Regions from separate parts of the Homo sapiens genome. Here region 2 is linked to region 1. Evidence: read pairs that join two places in POLR2A ChIA-PET (ENCODE). Cell type or tissue: GM12878. All regions are shown on one strand. Links, peaks and the distances in the headings refer to the core of each region. The heading gives the core; the rest is flanking DNA. Region 1 has its middle 45 kb from the start of LUCAT1. Region 2 overlaps ARRDC3 (arrestin domain containing 3).

Region 1 (5,386 bases), core at 218-5,217:
TTGCGGGGAGTTTGCTTTGTTTTGTTTTGTTTTGTTTTGTTTTCACCTGTGTTTAGATGTAGTGAGTAAGAATGAGATGTATTGTATATTTGAAATTTGCTCTTTTACATTTAAGGAATTAGGACATTGGATTGAAAGAAAACTAGGAATTTTTCACCAGTAGATTGCTACATTTAGTTTTGGAATGCTCTATATGTGTCTTTTAATTATCTTCATAAATTGTTAAAAGTGGATAGATTGTTTAGCTTGTGCCTATAAATCCTAGCTTTACAACCTGAAAATGTATTTACACACCTATTTCTTCATCTTTTTCTCTGATAAAGCTCTAATAAGTTTATCAGAGAAATTCTATTGAAGAGCCATGAATTTTCCAACTGAAAGTTTCTGCTAAATGATGAGCAGAATAAATGGAATACCCATAAGTAAAAACAATACCCTAAAATTACAGAAAGCTAGGAATAGCTAAACTAAAAATAAAGAATAGGCTGCTCTGCCTGTAGAGTAGCCATTCTTTTATTCCTTTACTTTCCTAATAAACTTGCTTTCACTTAAAACAAAAATAGAATAAAGAAGTATGGGTGCAGTGGCTCATGCCTGTAATCTCAACATTTTGGGAGGCCAGGATAGGAGGATCATTTGAGCCCAGGAGTTCAAGACCAGATTAGGCAGCACAGCAAGACCCCCTCTTTGAAAAAAAAAAAAAAGAAGAAGAATAAAGAGAAGAAATTCAAAGGTTAGAGTGGAAAAAATAATAAAAATTCAGGCTTTCACCTGACTTCTCATCTGCAATACTGTTAAGACAATGAAGCAATGCTGTTGGTTTTTGAAGGAAAATGATTTCAATCAAGAGTTCTAGACAGCTTAAATATCAATGAAATGGGCCAGGTGTGGTGGATCATGCCTGTTAATCCCAGCACTTTGGGAGGCTGAGGCTGGTGGATTACCTAAGGTCAGGAGTTCGAGACCAGCCTGACAGACATGGAGAAACTCCGTCTCTACTAAAAATACAAAATTAACCAGGCGTGGTGGCACATGCCTGTAATCCCAGCTACTCGGGAGGCAGAGGCAGGAGAATCGCTTGAACCCAGGAGGCGGAGGTTGTGGTGAGCCAACATTGCGCCATTGCACTCCAGTCTGGGCAACAAGAGCAAAACTCTGTCTCAAAATAAATAAATAATAAATAAATATAAAGAAATAAATAAAGTCAATTAAATGTAAAAACAAAAAAAATTTAGATACGCAAGAATTAGTAAGTTTATCTTTCAGGCATTTTCTCTTTAAAGATACTTGAGAGTAGAGGGAATAAGTCAAGGAATGAAGATATGGGATCTACAAGACAGTGGCTCCAACCTAATATTGCAATGTACAGAAGTCTCAAAGTAATAGCTGTTCAACAGGGCTAGAAAGCAATCAGTTCAAAGAGGCCAGAGGTACACCAGAGGCTGGAGGTCTCCTAGAAAGAAAAGTTTCCATAGACCAAGTAGTACGTTTGAGAATTTTGGAAGAAATTATGGGCAATAATAAAAAATTTTTTTAATTAGAAACTCTAGGAAAAATAATAGATTTCAGAAAAGGACATGCAATTATACTTGTGATATAATATATACATATATTGATTTTAATCCACAGTTCCTGGCTCATAATTCCCATAGCTTTTGTTTTAATATTTTGTTATAATGTTGGGGCACTTAAGGCCTCAGAAGCAAGCCTCAGAAAACAGAACCTTTTTCTTTCATCTTCTCCTGCCCTTCTTTTTTTTTTTTTTTTTTTTTTTTGAGAAAGAGTCTCGCTGTATCATCCAGGCTGGAGTGCAGTGGCGCGATCTCTGCTCACCGCAACCTCTGCCTCCCAGGTTCAAGCGATTCTCCTGCCTCAGCCTCCCGAGTAGATGGGACTACAGGCATGCACCACCATGTCTGGCTAATTGTTTTGTATTTTTAATAGAGACAGGGTTTCACCATGTTGGCCAGGCTGGTCTCAAACTCCTGGGCTAAACTCCACTCGCTTGGCCTCCCAAAGTGCTGGGATTCCAGGCGTGAGCTACTGCTCCTGGCCTTCTCCTGCCCTTCTTTCACCTGTTCCTTTTTGTCACCAAGGAAGGACCCTAATCTTCCCCTGCTTTTCAGAAGAAGTCATGCCCCATATACCCTGGAGGAAAAAATGCTGCACAGAAAGGCCAAGAAAAATCTAAACAGACAGGCCTCGCTGAGTTTTCCCACTCAGCTCATTACCATGAGATCATGCTTTTGTGTCCAATCACATTTCTACATAGCTAGCAATCATGCCAGTCCAATGTAGTCTCCACCAAAGACCCAAGAGAGCAGGATTCACAGAGCTTCTGGATAGCTGAACACGTGGATGTTCTACAGGGTGGTGACCTCAGGGTGGGCATGGAAGCTCTGCTCCCATTCCCCCAGGCCTTACCCTATGCATCTCTTCATCTGTATCCTTTGTAATATCCCTCATAATAAACCAGTAAACAACATAAATGTTTCCCCAAGTTCTCTAAGCTGCTCTAGCAAGTAGCTAAACCCAGGAGGAGGTTGTGGGATCCCCAGTTTATAGCTGGCTGATCAGAAACACAGGTAGAACAAGCTGGGGCTTGTGACTGGCATCGGAAGTGGGGAAGAGGGGCAGTTTTGGGGACGTAGGCCTCAGCCTATGGGATCTGACACTATCTCCAGGTAGATAGTGTCAGAATTGAATTAGAGGACATGCAGCTGGTATCCACTGCAGAAATGATTGCTTGCTTGTTGTGTGGGGAAACCCCTCCCCCACACTCAGTCAGAAGTGTTGATTGTTGTGGCAGAGGAGAAACAGTTTGTGGTTTCTCCACACAATACTACATTATTTTCTCTGCCATGAAGAGTATTCATACAGTCTTTTTCTTTTCTTTCTTTCTTTTTTTTTTTTGAGACAGGATCCACTTTGTCTCCCACGCTGGAGTGCACTGGTGTGATCTCAGCTCACTGCAGCATCCACCTCCTGGGCTCAAACAATCCTCCCACCTCAGTCCCTAAAGTAGCCAGTTCTACAGGTGTGCTAATTTTTTGTAGAGCTGGGGTTTTGCCAGGTTGCCCGGGCTGGTCTCGAACTCCTGAGCTCAAGCAGTCCACCCATCTCGGCCTCCCAAAGTGCTAGGATTATAGGCGTGAGCCACCAAGCCCAGCCCATACAGTCTTTTTTTTTTTTTTTTTTTTTTTTTTTCCCTTTTTAGACAGAGTCTTGCTCTGTCACCCAGGCTGGAGTGCAGTAGCGCAATCTGGGCTCACTGCAACCTCTGCCTCCCAGGTTCAAACAATCCTCCCACCTCAGTTTCTCAAGTAGCTGGGATTACAAGTGTGCGTCACCATGCCCAGCTAATTTTTGCATTTTTTAGCAGAGATGGGATTTCATCATGTTGGCCAGGCTGGTCTTGAACCCCCGGCCTCAAGTGATCCGCCCACCTCGGCCTCCCAAAATGCTGGGATTACAGGCATAAGCCACTGCTCTCAGCCCAGTCTTAATAATGCAAATGGTAAGACTTTTTTTACTTTCATTGTCAACCTATAGACAAATCTCAAAACAGTTAATTATATAAATGTCATCAACCTCAATAAGGTCAAGGGACACACAGATGACAGAATTTAACAGGTACAAAGAGAAAAGACAGGTAAAGAGAAAGACAGGTGTGCATACCCTCTTCCAACGAAGTAGGTATTCACATTGTCATTGATTTTTTTTTTAATTGGTTGAGTCTTAAGTATTTTACTTAAAGTCATAGGTGGTATAAGAGAGCTCAATCCTCACCTATCGTATGCAGGAAACCAATGAATTTGGTTGAATGTAGTTGCAGGCACATAATATGCACTAAAAAATGTCATTTCCCTTACTTTGGTCAAAATCCATTAACGCATTCTGTGTAAGTGTGGAGTCCTTATCATGGCATTCATGATTCACTGTAATCTCAAAATCAGTTACCATTTTGGATTTACTTTCCTTATATGCCCCCTACACTCCAGTGAAATGAAACCGTATCCACCATGCAGCCATTGATGCAAGCATGTCAAGAGAGGGAGACTTACAAGAGTAAGCAGTAAGGATTCTGAGAAGCTGATATACCTTGGTCAAATTAAATTTTATCAGGAAGCTTTGAGCAGTGGCAGTATGGTAGCCAATGCAGTTTATCCAATGTGCAATTATTATTAATTGAAAACTGTTCCCAATACTTCACTGTAATGACTTGCGATATAGTCAGTATTGGCAATTTTTTGTTTGTTTGTTTAAGAAATGGTCTGACTCTGTCACCCAGGCTGGAGTGCAGTGGTATAGTCACAGCTCACCACAACCTCAACCTCCCAGGCTCAGGTGATCCTCCCACTTTAGCCTCCCAAGTAGCTGGGACTACAAACACCTAACACCATGCCCGAATAATTTTCATATTTTTTGTAGAGATAGGGTTTACCATGCGGCCCAAGCTGGTCTCGAAATCCTGGGCTCAAGCGATCCTCCCACTTTGGCCTCCCGAAGTGCTAGGATTACAGGTGTGAGCCACTGAGCCCAGACTCCAGCATTAGCAAATTTTGACCATCTCTACAGAGACTGAATAATAAATAAATAAATGCTAAATTTTATCAGGAGAACTCAAAGCACACACAATTAGTGTTAGTCAATATGAAAGCTTTAGGCTAATATTATTTCTTTGCTTGCAGAAAAAAGATCACATTTAGCCTGGCATAACAATGACTCTGTTTCTATTATGCCAATTAGACCCTTGGTAAACTCGCTCTAATGAGGAACCTTGGAGCACTTGTTATTAATCTTAATATCACAATTATCATGAAAACCATTTGGAGACAACATAAAGATTATTGGGGCCAGGTGCAGTAGCTCATGCCTGTAATCCCAGCATTTGAGGAGGCCTAGATGAGGGGATCGCTTGAGCCCAGGAGTTCAAGACCAGCCTGGGCAACATGGTAAGACCCCATCTCTACAAAAGAATAAGTAAATAGGCCAGGTGAAGTGGCTCACACCTGTAATTCCAGCACTTTGGGTAAGGCCAAGGCGGGTGGATCACCTGTGGTCAGGAGTTCGAGACCAGCCCAGCCAACATGGCAAAACCCTGTCTCTACTAAAAATACAAAAATTACCTGGGTGTGGTGGCACGCACCTGAAATCCCAGCTACTCAGGAGGCTGAGGTGGGAGAATCACTTGAACCCAGGAGGCGGAGGTTGCATTGAGCCAAGACTGAGCCACTGCACTCTAGCCTGGGAGACAGAACGAGACTCCATCTTAAATAAATAAATAAATAAATAAATAAATAAATAAATAAATAAAATTAGCTGGGCATGGTGGTGTGTGCCTGTGCTTCCAGCTATTTGGGAGGCTAAGGCAGGAGGATTGCTT
Region 2 (5,341 bases), core at 342-5,341, 100 kb after region 1:
ATGTTTATGTACTCTTGAAATACTGGTAATTTGAACACAACACAGTGAGAAGGAATTGGTGCCTGAAAGTGAATTATTTTACCTGGTTAAGTTTGCTTCATATTTAAGATTGAAATTTAGAGTCTGGACATGGTGTCTCACGCCTGTAATCCCAGTGCTTTGTGAAGCCAAGTTGGGAGGATCGCTTGAGGCCCGAGTTTGAGATCAGCTTGGGTAACATAGTGAGACCACGACTACAAAAAAATTAGAAAATTAGGTGGGTGTGGTGGTGTGCACCTGTAGTCCTAGCTACTTCGGAGGTTGAGACAGGAGGACTACTTTAGCCTAGGAGTTGGTCAGTAATTTTCTTTAGTACAGACCTAGATACAATTCTTACCCAGAATGGCTTAAAATAGAGTTTAATAGTTTAATTTAATGTGTTTGCATGTATGGTGAGTTACTAATATGATCAAGATTCAAATAAATCTCCAAACAATTATACAAAACAGAAAAAAACAAAACACTTTATTTTCCACAAGGAAGAGCAATAGGAAAAATTAAATCATTTCCCACATATTGTTTTCTTAAAACAGAGCCTACAAGGACATATTCAGCACCAAATAAAAAAGGAAAAAAAGAGAAATTACAAACAGCCATAGAATATAATCTATAAAGCAAACATTTAATATTGCACTTTGTTTTGCTAACATTTTGGATTTTACTTTTCCTAATTGAAAAATCAGGAATCTATCTTGAATACTGGAATACAACTGTGAACCTCACATCTTATGTCAGGAATTGACCAATATTTTTAAAAAAGTAATGCCTCTAAAGAAATACATTTTAAAGGGGAAAATAAAACTTTATTTGATAAAGTTTTATACATTTAAAGTTTTATCACATTTTGTGATCCAGTGCCAATTATCAGAATATTGGTCATTCTTGCTTCATGTGTTATTTGTAAGAGTATATAATGACAAGTATTCCAATGCTATGCATATCAACAATTGTTCCCTAGTCAGTTAGACGTAAGAGAGAAAAGGGATTTTCTGACAATCCCCCTCAAACAAAAATAAAACCACCAAATGCCCTTTATGCCAAATATTCCATTAGCTTTTTTTGAGGGGGACATTCACAAAATGATTCAACAATAAAAAAATATTTCACCCCCATTTCCTTATTATCTAGTATTAGTTTGCTACGGGAGCCCAAACTCTTTAACCGAATCACTTAAAACGCGATTCATTTTTACACTGGGCTTTCTTCACCCTGTCAGCATTTGTCAAACATGAATTGTCTTCCATGTTTTCTTAAAGGCCACTTATGGAAAAGCCTATTTGTTTTGTATGAGCTTTAAGACAGTATTTAACCAGGTCAAGCACCAAGCCAGAGCTACTATTATTTTCAGCCACTTTATTAACTGTGGGGTTAAATGGCAGGATAGATGTAACACCCATTTTACACGTATGTTGCAACATCAGAGATGCTGGTTTTCTTTAAAAACATCAGAGCTGAATTCCTTCTAAAATACAACAACAACAACAACAACAAAATAAGTACACTTGGTACCTTGGAAAATGCTGAAATGCTATCATGAATGCTGGTATATTTGTTATGAGCCAACAGAAAATTACCTTTAATATAAACTATAACTTACTGATGTGATTGTTCTTCCTATGTAATCTATACATAATCAAAGTGAGTGATTTCTCATGTTTAGCAAATTGTTCTTTAGGTAATGAAAAACAGTATTCTCATTAGAAAAACACAAAAATCCAAAAGATTTATCGCAGCAAACGTTCTAGTATTTTAAATTTTGAAGTTACTTTTGGAATAAAGTCGAGTTTTCATGCCATACCAAGCTTGAGCAAGACAGCAAAGGTACAAATTGAGCTCTCTATTCATAACCTCAATGTATGTATTCCTGCTCATTAATATACTTTGCACCAGCAAAAGCGATTTCCAACATATGTGTTTTGGAGGTAATTAAGTAACTCTGTATAAAAATAAATGCACTTTTCCCTCCTTTCCCCAGTGAATGGAAAACTTCCATACTTTCAAAATAATAATAAAAAAAATAATTTTTAAGAGCAACAGCCCTCAACTCTTTGCTGGTGCCTGCCATACTGCCTTTCTTCACTCCATTCTTAGCTCTGCTAGTTTCTTCTTGTATGTCATGATAAAAAGGGAATGTGGGTGTGTAACTTTTGTGTATGTCCCGTTTCCAAATTTCCCTCTCCAAAAAGCCAACCAAATAAACAAACAAACAAACGAAAAAAACAGTGCAACAAAACACAAATAGCATTCCAACAGTTTGGCAAGTGATGCGTTCACCTGAGATTAAGTGATTTTAGGCAGTCAGTAACAAAATGCTGCTTTGCTGTAATAGTAGAAAGGCAACAAATTCTTAAAAGAAACCAAGAAGGTATACAATCTTGACAGTCTCTTATTAGCTTCCTCCTCTTATCTCTTTTTTTCCCACATTATCTGTTGCGTATCTACTACAGTAGGCTGCAAAACATACAGCAAAAAGGATTGGCTTGAAGGCATTTGATGTTTGTAAATAAATCCACAATTGGATCCAAGCTGAAGAGGTGATACATAGTCAGCCTAGTAGACAATTCTGAGCATGTGCATACGCAGGTAAAGTCCAGGCTATATTAAATAAAAAAAAATGTCAGTGCGTTTTTTCATGTTAAAGTTTTTTCAAAGCTTTGTTTTGTTCCTTGTTGTGCTGACCACAAACAAGTTTTAAGAGTATCAAGAGTCTGGCAAAAATAGAAAAAAAAAAAAAAAAAAAAAGAAGCTGTAGTGACGTCGAACCGCACAATGTAAGCATTGAGCATGTGCAAATTTTCAAATCAAAAGAAGGAAATCATCCCTCTTTACAACGTGATGTCTTGACACGTACGACCATAGGCTAAGAAGACTGCTCTGAGTATGTGCCAGTTTTAAAAGAGAAAAGCTTAGATCTTCAAGCATGTTGGAGCAGTCTCAGAATGTTGCTGTAGGCTTCTAAAGCATGATCACTGGTTGTTTCATGTATTCGCCATTTTTCTGGGCAAAAGTAATTCCACTTCCTCTGAAACGTGTCTCCAAGATACTTCTCTGTCCTCAGCCGGAAGAGATACAGTTCGGAACCCACATCAACTTGATTCAACCAAGTGTTCCTTCAACGAGAGGGGCAGGATGGTCTATCATCTGCTGACTGATCAGGATTTGGATCAATCTAGAAAGAAATGAGAAAAAAAGTTTACAGAGTTATTTCATGAGGTCTAGGAAGAATGTAGCAAATGACTACAATTCTGAATACTAGTCAAGAAATGTAATCAGAGAGCAAACACAGCTTGTTAGCATATTATATCCAATTATTCTCTTTTCATACGTGAAATGCTATGTGGGGAGGAAAGGGTGTTGGTACCTACAGTACCTGATATTTAATTACTAGATTAACAAGCTTTATAAAGGCATGTCTGAATAGTCCCCTATTTCACAAAAATTAACAGTAAAATTTTATCAGTGAATGAAGACTTTTACTCAGTACTTTAGTAGTACTTAATTAAGACCTAAATACACAACGTAGAATATCTTCATAGCAATCATCTTCTTTTGTAAAGCACCCCTTTCATCCTTCTACAAAAAAGTTAACTCATCGCTTCCTCTGACTTTGGAAAAATGAAATCGTATAAACAATGCTCTTTGTTTATACAATGTGCAAACAATTTGTTTACTCACATGAACAATGTGCTTATGTGAGGTAATAACTCATGGGTGTAAAATCCCACAGAGGGCCAAAAACGCAGTGTATCAGGAAATAAAACTGCTGAACCCAAAACACTCAAGAGGTTTCCTCCCACCTTCTTTATCTTCAGAGTGACTTTTATATGCACATATTTTTAATGAAAAGTTGCTTCTCAAGTACAAAGAGAATGGTCATAGAAAAGCAAATTGTTGGGTTTAATATATTTTTTACTGAAAGAGCTTTTGGACGAGACCCCATCCACTTGCATCTAAATGTGGAACAACCCAAATTGCCTCAGAAGCTTTAGGTAAAACACATTTTTGAAGGAAAAAAGCCAAATAACTTTTAGTTAAATCACACCCTGAACATATTTTAGGGTTTTAAAAGTTGTAAATTATCTTTAGTGCTTTTTAAAAGGAGGCAGAATTTTCCCACAAATTGCTTAAAAGTGAACTATACTTAGATTGTCATTCTTTTTAAAATGCCTCCTTGGACAGCCAGGAAGCCTCAAATCAAGCCAGAAATGACTGACTTAATAAGCAAGACAGAAATGTCCAAGTAAAAATGTAATGACAAAATCTGTAACAAGTGGCAGAACACTTTTAGCATCTAATAGAAATTGTATGTATTAGAAAATAAATAGAAAAAATTATGTCTCATCAATAATTCTGAATATTCTATAATCAATGAATGAAGAAGATCTCATATCATCACAACCAAAGGAAAACTGACCCTTCCAGTTATGGTGTTAATAAAAAAAAAGAGAAATATGATGAACAATCCCCTAATGTTTAATTTGGGAGTAATATTTCAGAGTAAAACAGCTATGTAAATTACAGTAACCAAAAGAAAAAGCTGATTCTAGTAATTTACAGAATTATTTTGGTATCAAAACCAACTCCAAAACCCCTTAAAAATGTGTACTAGTGGCTAAAGTCACTCTGAAATATCCTGAAATTACTGGACACCCCACCTACTCACTCCTTGTCTTTACATACACTGTTCTTCCTGCCTTTTGAGGACTACTCATTCTTCAAAATTCAGCTTAATAGTCACCTTTTCAAGAAGCCCCACCTGATGCCCAAGACCTAATAAGCTGCTTCTCAAATGAGCTGTGCATTTTATCACATTATTACATAATATTTTGCTTCTTAGCTTGTTTTCCTCAGTAATCTGTGGGTTTCTCCTAAGGGCCATGTTTTATTTACATTTAAGTGCTTAGCTGCCATCAATATGAGATGAACGAAAATAGTCTAACCATGTGGGAATGTTGTTTTAAGATGTTATCACAAATACATTATTTCTTATGACTGAGAATGTCAAAATATGCAATTGGAAAAGCATCATGAATAAGATAAATTCTACTATTTAATCAGTGTTTGCAAAATGCTAGTTCTTCCTATTGATGCTTGGATATACAAAATTCTTCCTTCAAAAAATGTGTCTCAAGATAAAAGTTTAAGAGAAAAAAAAATTAGTAATTCAACATGAGGTTAGATCATTATCTTAATTCCCTAATAAGTGAACAGTCCTACCTCTGCATCAAACTTAGTAAATATTGATGAACCTAATATTAACTTTTAATCTGTTGTTTTAAATTATTTGTTCTGTTAACATGAT

What was found. ChIA-PET counts read pairs that join two places held together with the same protein. Peaks named below come from ENCODE experiments on the same cell type or tissue, not always from the same donor. Only the 100,000 strongest peaks of a DNase experiment are listed, where the experiment ranks them.
Region 2: POLR2A ChIA-PET joins it to region 1 with 6 read pairs; 27 of 35 experiments call an interaction of 5 or more read pairs at or near these places.

Annotation. Positions count from the first base shown.
Region 1 is chr5:91,266,600-91,271,985 of GRCh38, forward strand. It overlaps the pseudogene RNU4-90P. Among named protein-coding and RNA genes, the nearest start is that of LUCAT1, 45 kb to the right of the region's middle. In GM12878, for the core only: no CTCF peak of the experiment used is centred there; a DNase peak (open chromatin) is centred at 2,810; H3K27me3 peaks cover 184 bases.
Region 2 is chr5:91,368,249-91,373,589 of GRCh38, forward strand. ARRDC3 (arrestin domain containing 3) reads right to left here. Exons shown (of 8, transcript NM_020801.4): 8 at 383-3,208. The coding sequence ends at 3,152. Among named protein-coding and RNA genes, the nearest start is that of ARRDC3-AS1, 9.4 kb to the right of the region's middle. In GM12878, for the core only: no CTCF peak of the experiment used is centred there; no DNase peak of the experiment used is centred there.